2 separate regions of the Homo sapiens genome follow, and region 2 is linked to region 1. A link is a loop called in an ENCODE intact Hi-C map of the cell type or tissue named here. Cell type or tissue: PC-3. All regions are shown on one strand. Each heading gives the region's core, and the rest is flanking DNA. Links, peaks and the distances in the headings are about the cores only.

Region 1 (5,425 bases), core at 579-4,578:
TGAAACTTAAACTAATCACTATAATAAGCATGAGTAGAGGGCTTAATGATCATTTTTCTCAAAAGGAAAGTCTGAATTTATAAAGATTCATGACTTACCCAAGATCATGTAGAATATCAAGGAAGAATTGGGATGTTTCAAACTCTGCTTTCCCTTGGGTTTTGCATAAGAAGAGGCAGGTTCAAAACTGTAACCTAATTCATATACAGTGATTAACTTGGGGAGTACTTCAAATAATTGGCATTGATATTTGCCAGTAGTAGAAGCTGTCAAAAAGAGAATTGCCATTCTCATTACCAAAGCTGGTTCTTTTTCCTCTAAGAACAATTCAAAATGCACATAGCAATTCCCGTTGTGTTGATTGGTATTATCTGTGCCCAAAATTTTAATGTTTCCACACTGGACTGACCTATGTATATCAGAATGTCACTATTCTCACTGCCTTGTGATTCACTGAACTGGAACCATGACCAAGTTTAACTAGAAAAGGTCTTAGGCAAGGGTTCCAGCCCAGAGACATCTCTTGGGGGGCTTCTGTGTGGACATGAGTTACATTTGCTACCACTCCTTTAATTTATTAAAGGAAATAAGGAGTCCTCTACATGACTTGGGCAAGTGACTATCTGTGTCTTATTTCTTATCAACTGTAATTACACACTGGGGATTTATTCTTCTCAGTATTTTTCTGCACATAATATTGAAAAGCAAAGGTTGCTTTTTAAAGATATGCATCTATGGCTGGGCGTGGTGGTGGACACCTGTAGTCCCAGCTACATGGGAGGGTGAGGCAGGAGAATGGCATGAACCCAGGAGGCGGAGCTTGCAGTGAGCGGAGATTGCACCACTGCACTCCAGCCTGGGGGAGAGAGCAAGACTCCGTCTCAAAAAAAAAAAAAAAAAAAAAAAAAAAAAGATATGTATCTACGGAAAACAACGTCCCAAGTTGCTTTAATAAACAAAGTGTGTTTTTTCTTCTCTGGGACACTTCAATGTGTAATATCAAAAGGATAGCTCTGATTACTTTTGCATCAACCTAATAATAAATCGCTTGACACTAAAACTGTTTCCAAGTAGGGGTTAATTATTTTATCTCATTTTATTTTATTTATTTTTTCAGCTGGAGTCTCGCTCTGTTGCCCAGGCTGGAGTGCAGTGGTGTGATTTCGGCTCACTGCAGCCTGTGCCCCCCGGTTCAAGCGATTCTTCTGCCTCAGCCTCCTGAGTAGCTGGGACTACATGCATGTGCCACGATGCCCAGCTAATTTTTGTATTTTTAGTAGAGGCAGAGTTTTGCCATGTTGGCCAGGCTAGTAGAGATGGGGTTTTGCCTTGTTGGCCAGGCTGGTTTTAAACTCCTGACCTCAAGTGATCTGCCTGCCTCAGCCTCCCAAATTGCTGGGATTACAGGCATGAGCCACTGCTCCCAGTGGGTTAATTATTTTAAATGGATGAGAGGTAAGCATTGATGCATCATTTTCTCTTTAATAACAGCTCATTTGCCAGTTTTCTCCTGGTAACTGCTGAACGGTTTTGCAGAAAGGTGTTTCAAACAGGCTTTAGTGAGCCTATGGATTATCTGTAGAAAAGCTGCAAAACTCTTTGGTGATGGAAAACAAACACTATCTAAGCTTGAACCTTACTTTGTATCAATGCAGTCATTAAAAATTCACTTAACATTTTTATTATGCCAATAGATCACAAGTCTAGATAATGGCACAGTAGAATGTATCCCGTTCTCTTCTGGTGCGCAAGTGTGATGTATTGCTAATCCTGTAAGACGTTTCAGGGCCATGTTTTATGGGTTTAATCCCCTAGGACAGCACCCTGGTACTTATATCAACTCACATGCAGGCAGTTTTACATGTGGCGCAAGTTATTGCCCATCTGAGTGCTGTGCCTTCAGGATTTCCCAAGCAGGGTCAATTGCATCCACTTGCTCTCCTTCCTTCTGTCTCCTAACTAGATGTCTACTACTAATAATTACTTTACCAATAGACGATGAATTTTCTATTGCTCGCCTAGGCAAGTATGCTTCCTATCGATTTGGGAGGTTGCCTGTTTAGTATATTGTGTGCTCATCCTGTTCTGTCTTTGCAGCACAACCATGGACTCGGGGGCCAATCTGTCATTAAACATAAGTAAAGAAGAAGATCTAGATCAATAGGATGGAAAATTCCTTTTCCCTACATCATATTCACTCATTCCACCTGCAGATTCTAAGCCAGCCATTCTTGGGACATAGTTCCTGTCTTAACAATAAGCATACAAAAACTAAAGCAAGTTACTGATTAAGGAGGAAATAGGTTTGGATAAAGGGTCATCTTGATTCTGTGCTTTACTTCTATGGCCTAGGCTCTCTGCCTGAGTTCCAATGCTCTTTTGCCTGATTTCTAAAATATTGCAATGCCCAAACTCCCAGAATGACGGTTACTGCTTTGACCTTTAAAATTGACCTTGTCCTTCATGATATATTAATCCTAACATGCACATTATTTAAACTTCCCACCCACCACTTGTTATTCCTGTGTATCTTACCTGCACCTGTCTCATCTGTTTCTGATACTTAACACTTCTCTGACTTCAGATGCATGGTTACACCTTCACACTGGAGGGCCTACCTACTAGGTCCAGACATCTACATCCATCATACCTACTGCTTTCTGAGACATGCCATGATTGTGTACCCCTCAAATTCAGCGTTTCAGCCTCCCTTGATCTCCAGACCCCTAAACTCCTAGTCTCAAATCAACCATAATTTTGTAGTAGTCAGTGCGAAGAGGGAAACATCAGGTTACAACAACACATACTAAGTAAATGAGATATAACGCTCATTGTAATATTTGCCTTTAAAATGAGTAAGCTTGTTAAGATAAATATATTTGTACTTGGTAGAATTTCAGCTGCAGTGATAAAAATAATTTTGGACATTTATAGGGAATGAATCCAGAGGCAAGGGACTGAGTCATTCTTAAACACCTATGCTTCATTCCTGAGTTTGGATCAGCCCTTGGCTACCAGCACTATCCACTCCCTGCCCTGTGCCAAAAAGACAAACAAGGGGTCCTATGGAAGCTGTATTTGCAGGGTTCCCAGGTTTTGATTCTTATTAAAATACAAAAAAAAAATACTCCTCAAAGAAGTGACTATTCAAATTTATATCTGCTTTTTGAGACTTGGATAGAGTTTCCGTTTATGTTCTCAAAGACAAGAGAAAAATAAGTAGATTTTACACTTAGGATGGGTGTAAAGATAAGAAGGGGTATAAACTGGAGAAGATGAGGCAACCAACAATAAGCTTAATCACCTTTGCAACTTTGCAGAGGGTTGGTTTGGGTTGCAGTAATAAATTATCTGGAAACAGTTAACCAAGTGTCATTCTGAATCTATCTAAGTCAGTGATTGAGGAAAGATGACTTAGAGATTCATAAGCATTGTGTAGAAAACTACTTTTCTGTCTTGTGATTGAGGAAAGATGACTTAGGGATTGATAAGCATTGTGTAGGAAACTACTTTTCTGTCCTTAGCATAGTTATGGCAATGGGAAATAGCTGGCAATCATTGCTTAAAAATTTATAGATCAAATATTTTTCCCCCACTTTCTAAAAGTATTTGTGTGTCATTTATAACATTGGACCTAGAGTTAACAATATTTATAGTGCATTTAAACATTTGTTAAGAAGGAAGATCTCATGTTAAGTGTTCTTATCACAGTTTTTAAAAATTAAAATAAAATAATAAAAATGCTTCTCGAATATACAGTTTGGTGGTATTCATTTTAGCTGCATTTGGACTAATACTCGAAATTAAATTCTGAGGTATAATATCTGGGATTTTTAATTTGGTTATCAACTTGAGATATTTAATAATTAAAGCACTATGCTTTGCTTCTCCTAATTGTTTTACTTTCTAATAAAATTCCCTATTTTGGACAAGTCTTTTCAATGTCAATTGCCCATTTATTTACCTTGCTTCTTTGAATACCAAACCTGGTTCTAAATGGCTTTTATTTTCTCTTGTTATTTCTTAGATTTCTACTGATTTGTAAGCATCAAGTAGTGTACTTACCCACTTTTGTCAAAAGGATATTGTCTTTCAGCTATACAGGCTTCTCTCTCTCTCTTTCACACACACACACACACACACACACACACACACACACAGAAATTATAAAATTATTGACAAAATTGCCAACAATCCTTAATTAACAGAGCCTGGTAGTACAACTATGTTAATGACATTATACACTCCCTGTATCAACTAACACAAGACACAAATATTGTTATATGCTTTATGCTATCACATATGGGTTAACATTAAGGTTTTTATTATAAAAATAATAATTTAGCTATTTTCCACTTATAGAGCCTTTCACATCACCCCATTTGACCCTCATTATAGCTCAGTGATATACAGAGGGCAAATTATTCTTCATATGCACAAGCGTGTGCATGAATATGCATGAATACACACACACACACACACACACACACACACAGAACAGATGGTCACCAACTTACAATGGTTTAACGTAGGATTGTTCAACTTTATGATGGTGTAAAAGTGATACACATTCAATAAACACTACACTTTAATTTTTGAATTGTGATATTTTCCCAGGCTAGCTATATGTGGTATAACACCTGCTTGCAAAGCTGGGCAGTGACAATGAACAGTTCCTGGTCAGCCACGTGATCACAAGGGTAAAAAACCTAGATTTTACAGTGTACGGTGTTGCCAGTGTTTTTTAGATATCCTGTTTTGTGTTTTCACATCCCATTATGTCTACAAAATGCTCATCTGCATACAGCATTCCACACTTGTTTATAAAATAGGCCTTATATTAGATGATTTTGCCCAATTATAGACTACTGTAAGTGTTCTAAGTACGTTTCATATAGGCTAGGCTTAGCTATAATACTGGGTAGGTTAGGTGTATTAAATGTATTTTCAACTTATGGCATCTTCAACTTACCGTGAGTTTATGAAGACATAAACCCACTATAAGTCTAGAAGCATCTGCATCTTGTCCAAGTTCATGCAATTAGATAATGGCAGTGCAGAAATTCAAATCCAGTTTTTCTAACTTTCATTCCAATGCTCTTTCCATTCAATAATATATCCATCCAATTTTCACCAATATTATTATTGTAGTTATACCCCAATGGATCTATAAGTATAATATATTTCATTAAAAATATGTGGACAATTTAACAAAACTAATTTTATTTTAAAATATATTTGCTGAATTTACTATAAAGATATATTTATAAATGTAAATAATTTCCACTTAATCTATCCTTTGAAACAAAAAAACAATGAATTTTCAAGCACTGGGTTTTTAAGAATAAGTCAATTCATATCTATTTTCTGCTCGTATTTCACATCAATTTGATACCAAAAAATGAGTTGCAGGCTAATTTAATCA
Region 2 (5,425 bases), core at 765-4,764, 510 kb after region 1:
ATGGGCACCCTGCTGTCTCCCCTCCACTCCCCTCCCACCCCTGCCATACTGGACTCTGCCCCAGCCCCTAAGTGCACCACATCACTTCCAATCTCCAAATATGCCAAGCACCACCACACCCATGCCATGTCAGTCTTTCACCTAGAAACCTTTACATTTGGCAAATTCTATTCATCCTTGAAGGTCCAGCCTAGTGTCACCTCTTTTTAGAAGTGTCTCTGGCTCTTCCAGAGCACAATGAATTTCTCCATTCTTTGCATCCTGGCACTTATCATACTGTGTATTATAGTGGCCTCTTTAGGTGTTCACCTTGATAGACGGGAACAGCAAAAGAGCAGGGACTCACTTTATTTCTGTATCTTTAAAATATGATAATACTAGCATTTGCCTCTAAGAATTGCCATAAGGATTAAATAAGGTAATAAATATGAACATAGTAAGTACTCAGTAAACGTAAGCTTATATTATTAACAGAACATTGACAGCCAAAGAGGAAAGGGTGCACCTACTTTCAGAATCTGATGTCAATAAGACTTTTCTAGGCAGGAACATAGAAAAGGTCACAAATCTCAAGACAGGAGCAGTATCAAAAAGCTTGTGGATGGAAGCCCTCCCTTTCTCTGCCATCCAGAATCAAACAAACCAGAATGGCCCTGGGGTCTGCCTCTACTCCTCAGTTTGTAACTATTAGCATCAGGAACCTGTGGGCAGGCTTGAGCCTGATTCAGTAGGACACATCTTAGAAAGCCATTCTTGGAGTCATTAGTTTTGTTGGCCCATTAGATTACTTGATAAATCAGCTACACAAAGAGACTTCCAGTGATTTTCTAGGAGCAGTGCCTACATTTGAAAACAACTTACAAAGGGCTTTCTTCGACATAATCTCATTTTTAATGACATCTGGCAATCTCATATAAATGCTATCTTATTGATAGTGCCTACTAGGTTGGCTAGATAATTTCCAATCCCCACCATTCTCATTGTGTGAATGAAGAGACTGAGGTTTCCAGCAGGCAAGTCACTTGTGCAACAGTATACAGCTGAAACAGAAAGGTAGCTGGAAATTTGCAAATCAAGTCTATCTGATCCCAAGTCCACACTCTTTCCACTGTCCCGTGTCCCCACCTCTCCTGATAAAGATTTGTTCTGTAGTACTTAAAGGATGGGGTGGGGGTGATAAATCTCAGAACAGCCCAAGCTCAGTACAGTGAAGAGCCTTCAAACAGAGTTACCTACAAAAGGTTCAAGCAACATCCCTGCGAGTAGCCAGGATCTTATGACAGGATTCAAGGAGTAATGACAGAACTAGATGACCTTTAAAATGCAACCATGGGAGTCTCTCTGAACTTATTCTGGTTTGGGGGAAAAGGCTGGGGGAGAGGCTGCCCAATTAAGAAAAAATAAAAATAAAAACAAAATAAAATGCAACAACTGTGACAACCTGTGACACTGAGGCTTATTAGAGAAGTCTAGTTCTAACAGCTTAATTCTTCAGTTTTCCTCCAAGGGGAAAGATGGGAAAGGAGCCAGACAGCACTGAGTTCAGAGACTGAGCTTATGAAAAGCCTAATTTTGGTTTTGAAGGACACACTAGGAGGCCCCTGCTATGCTCCATCTCATGAGCCCCTCACCAGCCAAAGACACCCTCTGTGTGTGATCCTCTGCAGCTATGTGAGAAGATCTTGGTCTTAGTCTTGACATGGGGTCATGTTAAAACCCTTCAGCAAAAAATCTCCCAAATATCATGGCTAAAGGGATAAAGGGGCTTATACACCAAGGATGGCCACTTCTTAGCAGGAATTCTCATTTTCCTCTGAAGTCGTGTTACTTTGGGGAAGGCCCAAAACCTCTGTGCTCTGTGAACCGGTGATCACAGGCTTTCGTCAAGCTCAAATACGATAATGCATGTCCACGTCCTTTTGTTAAATGCAAAATGATAAGTACAAGGTGGCATCACTGTACTTCAACTTATTCTTAATTATCATTGAATAACAATATGCTGTCCACATATTCCAGAGGTCATTCAGAAACACCAAGCATTTGCTTACATTATCTTATCTAATTCTACTCTACCCTTCTAAACAACTTTTGAGGTACATCTCCCTTTTGCAGATAAGGAAACTGAGGCTCAGAGCTACCAACCAGAAAGTACCAGTAAGAGAGGGGGAAAAAATAGAATCAAACCCAGATCCTACCTCCTAACAGGTGTTCCTCCCACTCACCACACCCATCCCAAACATGGGAAGGGTTCACTCTGGTTTCAATGCATATAATAATACGAGCCATCTGCCGGGTGGTTATGTGACATCATTGTGGCATCGGCCTTAGGAATAATAACTGCACAGGCTGCAATGTGCTCTGGGGGCAGCCTCTGAAGCATCTGCAGCCACTTTGTCCTCAACTGTCAGAGACAATCGGGCTTCACTGAACCTCCTCCTGCCATGAGTCATCCCCCACGTTTCATGTTAACCATCCATTCTCAGCAGATTTGAATTCTGCCTTCTGTCCTTTTCTGGTGAGACTCTAGGGGTGTGAATGGACTGTCCATAGCCCCTGAGTTTAAGGAAAAATGAGATGAAGCAAACGTATGTTAAATCCACTGCCTGGAAAGCCAGCCTCTCTCAATATGTACAGGGCCAAGAATAACAGCAGCTGGGTCTGACCTGGATTATCTCGTTTAAGCCTCACAAGAACTCTGCGAGGTAGATACTGTTTTCATTTCCATTTTGCAGATGAGGAGACTAAGGCTTATGAGGATTAAATAATTTATCTAAGGTCACACAGCTAATAAGTGGTACAGCCAGAGCGGAAGTGACTTGTAATGAACCACTTTTAGTACTTTATTTTAAAAGGTAAGATAGCCTCTTATTATACATAATCTGTCTTATAACACATAATAGTATAGGAAGCATTTAACATGCTTGTTTTTCTAAGGCTTTCAAATATCCCACATACCTGCTAACGCTTTTTCCACCACGATATTCCAAATTATTCTAACTCCATTCCTACATACATAGCTACTTTAATTATCTACCTGAAAATGATTATAACTTTTAACCCAATAAAATAATGAGTGACAAGACAGTTATTAAAAATAAAACCCATAACCAATGCATTCAAAATACTTATGCTATTTAATTCCTTTTTTTTTTTCTTTTTAATGAATCAAGATGTTCTAGAAGAGGAGAGGGGGGAATATCTGTGACCTTATATTATTTAAATAAATCTTAAAAATACTTTCTCTGTATCTCATTTTCACAGAACTGTTAAAACAACCACAAAATCGTCATAAATGACAAACTCTGTGACGTGGAAAGGAAGGAAAGGGAGGAGGAAAAGCATTCTTGTGTTGTTTCACAATTATTTTCGGGATCCCGAATGTGGTGCTTTTTTGTCAGTACATGTTTACTCTCTACCTTTCTAGATGGGGAAATCCAAAGCCAATATTTCTTAGTCTAAAATGCCTTTCATGGAAAGTTTTTCCAAAGCCTGTGGTTGATTTTATTGCAATCTGTAACCCATCGAAACCTGACTCATGGGATATATAATCAAATCTCGCAAGTCCTTCGCCACGTAGCTGTGTGAAAATCCTTCAGTAAAAAAACTCACAAACAGTATGGCTGAAGGGACAAAGGGCTTCTGCAAGGACTGCCATTTCTTGCTAGGACTTTCTGCCTGTGAAGCCACTTGAGGGCTGTGTGACAATGAACACCTGAGGACACTCTCCCTCTCCCCCACACCCCCCACATACACACACTTCTCATGCACCTGCTTTCCCAACAAAGAAAATGAAAAATGACTTCTGAAGGGCAAATTAGCAGCCCTATTATTGCATTTTAAAATGGTCTTGTGTTTTTCTAAAGGCAGATTCATATTTGCAATAGACTATACATTAAAAAGGACACATGCTTTCCAGCTTTGAATTTTGGACCCTCCTAAAAAAATAAAGGTCACTTGCAAATTCCTGTAGAATTATGCATTGACAAAACAGAGGTTTCAGATTCTGTCTAAATGTGGCTCCATTCGAGCTCATAGTCTTCTAATTAAACCCCTGGTTGCATCATAAATCCAGTCCTAGGGCCTTGCTGTAATATCCAAGGGCAGAATACAAAAGCTTAAGACTCCATCACATAGGTTTCTTTCCTCTTCGTTGGGAATTGCCTTTCTTTTTAACTTTATCCTCCCTTGAAACCTTTCCTTATCACCTAGTGTTTAATTTAAAAACTCAAATATTTTCAAGAAGACTCCAAAAAGAATTTACAGTAGGCTAGTGTCATAAAACAATCTTCTTACCCCCATGAACATTTATTTTCAAAATTTGAGATGAGTAGCCAAAAGAGAAACACCACCTCATACCTCCATATAGACCACCAGTGCTTAAAATTGAATACTCATGAAAGACTAGAACTCCTACGGGAAGTAGAAGTGGCATTTGAAGGTGATCTTAGTGATTGTGTTGGGAGCAGAAGTTTGTGACTTTAGTCCTTGTTTTCCTAGTCCTGACTTTTTTACCCAGAGACTGGCCGATTCATCACAAGCAAATCACTCCATCTCTCTTCTACTTTAAGATTTCAAGTGATAGAAAATCATCCCTTGAATTCAGTTCCTATGTGTCCAAATGTCCAGTGGGACATGGTGGTACTGTGAAGTAAGTAGAGAAAAAAAAATCTCACTTTCCACAAAACAAATTTATTATTTCTGAATAATCTATGAATACTTTAATTCAGAAGTATGATCAACTGCTTAAAAATAAGTCACTTTATCAGTCTCACATCAGCGAGCGCCTGGATGAATCAGTGGTCCTGCTCAAGCGTGTGTATGTGTCTTGGGGCACCTATTACTCCACTGGGGTGACTGTTCTTCCACTGACAGCACTAACCAAAGAGCTTCACTTCACACCTTTGCTTTTATAATTTTCCGCCTTCAGCTAAAAACATTGATTTTTGGGTGAGACTCAACCAAAGCTACAGTCCCCAAAAGCAAAGGTACCAGTAGCTGATTAAGAGCTCTTGCCAGGGGCCTCTGGGCAAGATATTTTTTCTACTTATATTTCCAGCTTCCTTGGAAGACAGCTTTGAGCACTGCAGGAGGTGGGGAGGGGGATGTAAAGAGTGGTTTCCAATGCTATAGCTTAATTTTCACAAAAATACTTCATAAAATTTTTTTTTTCAGTTGAGTTGAGGGCTTTAATGGTGGCCTCCATCTGGTAAGGGCAGCAAAGAACTAGGGCTAGATTTCACCCTCTCTTTCTGCTGACCTGCAGGAATCCCCTTAAAATTTATTCATCAGATGGAGAGATGATGAAAGTAAAACATAAGACATTGCACATGTGCTTCTCTGGCAACTACTAATTTCTTCAATTTAAAAATAAATCTTCCCTGCTCCAGCCTACAACTGCCCCATTGTGTGCATAGGCACGCGCGTG

The links. Hi-C counts contacts between places; a loop is a spot of excess contacts. Peaks named below come from ENCODE experiments on the same cell type or tissue, not always from the same donor. Only the 100,000 strongest peaks of a DNase experiment are listed, where the experiment ranks them.
Region 2: a loop joins it to region 1, with 3 times the contacts of the local background. A loop is called at or near these places in 1 of 110 quality-filtered maps.

Annotation. Positions count from the first base shown.
Region 1 is chr1:218,892,793-218,898,217 of GRCh38, reverse strand. No RefSeq gene overlaps it. Among named protein-coding and RNA genes, the nearest start is that of LINC01710, 23 kb to the left of the region's middle. In PC-3, for the core only: no CTCF peak of the experiment used is centred there; a DNase peak (open chromatin) is centred at 2,937; H3K4me3 peaks cover 267 bases; H3K27ac peaks cover 1,304 bases.
Region 2 is chr1:218,381,852-218,387,276 of GRCh38, reverse strand. The region is part of intron 1 of TGFB2 (transforming growth factor beta 2); the gene reads right to left. Among named protein-coding and RNA genes, the nearest start is that of TGFB2-AS1, 39 kb to the right of the region's middle. In PC-3, for the core only: a CTCF peak has its summit at 2,442; DNase peaks (open chromatin) are centred at 2,406, 3,446 and 3,996; H3K4me3 peaks cover 1,869 bases; H3K27ac peaks cover 4,000 bases.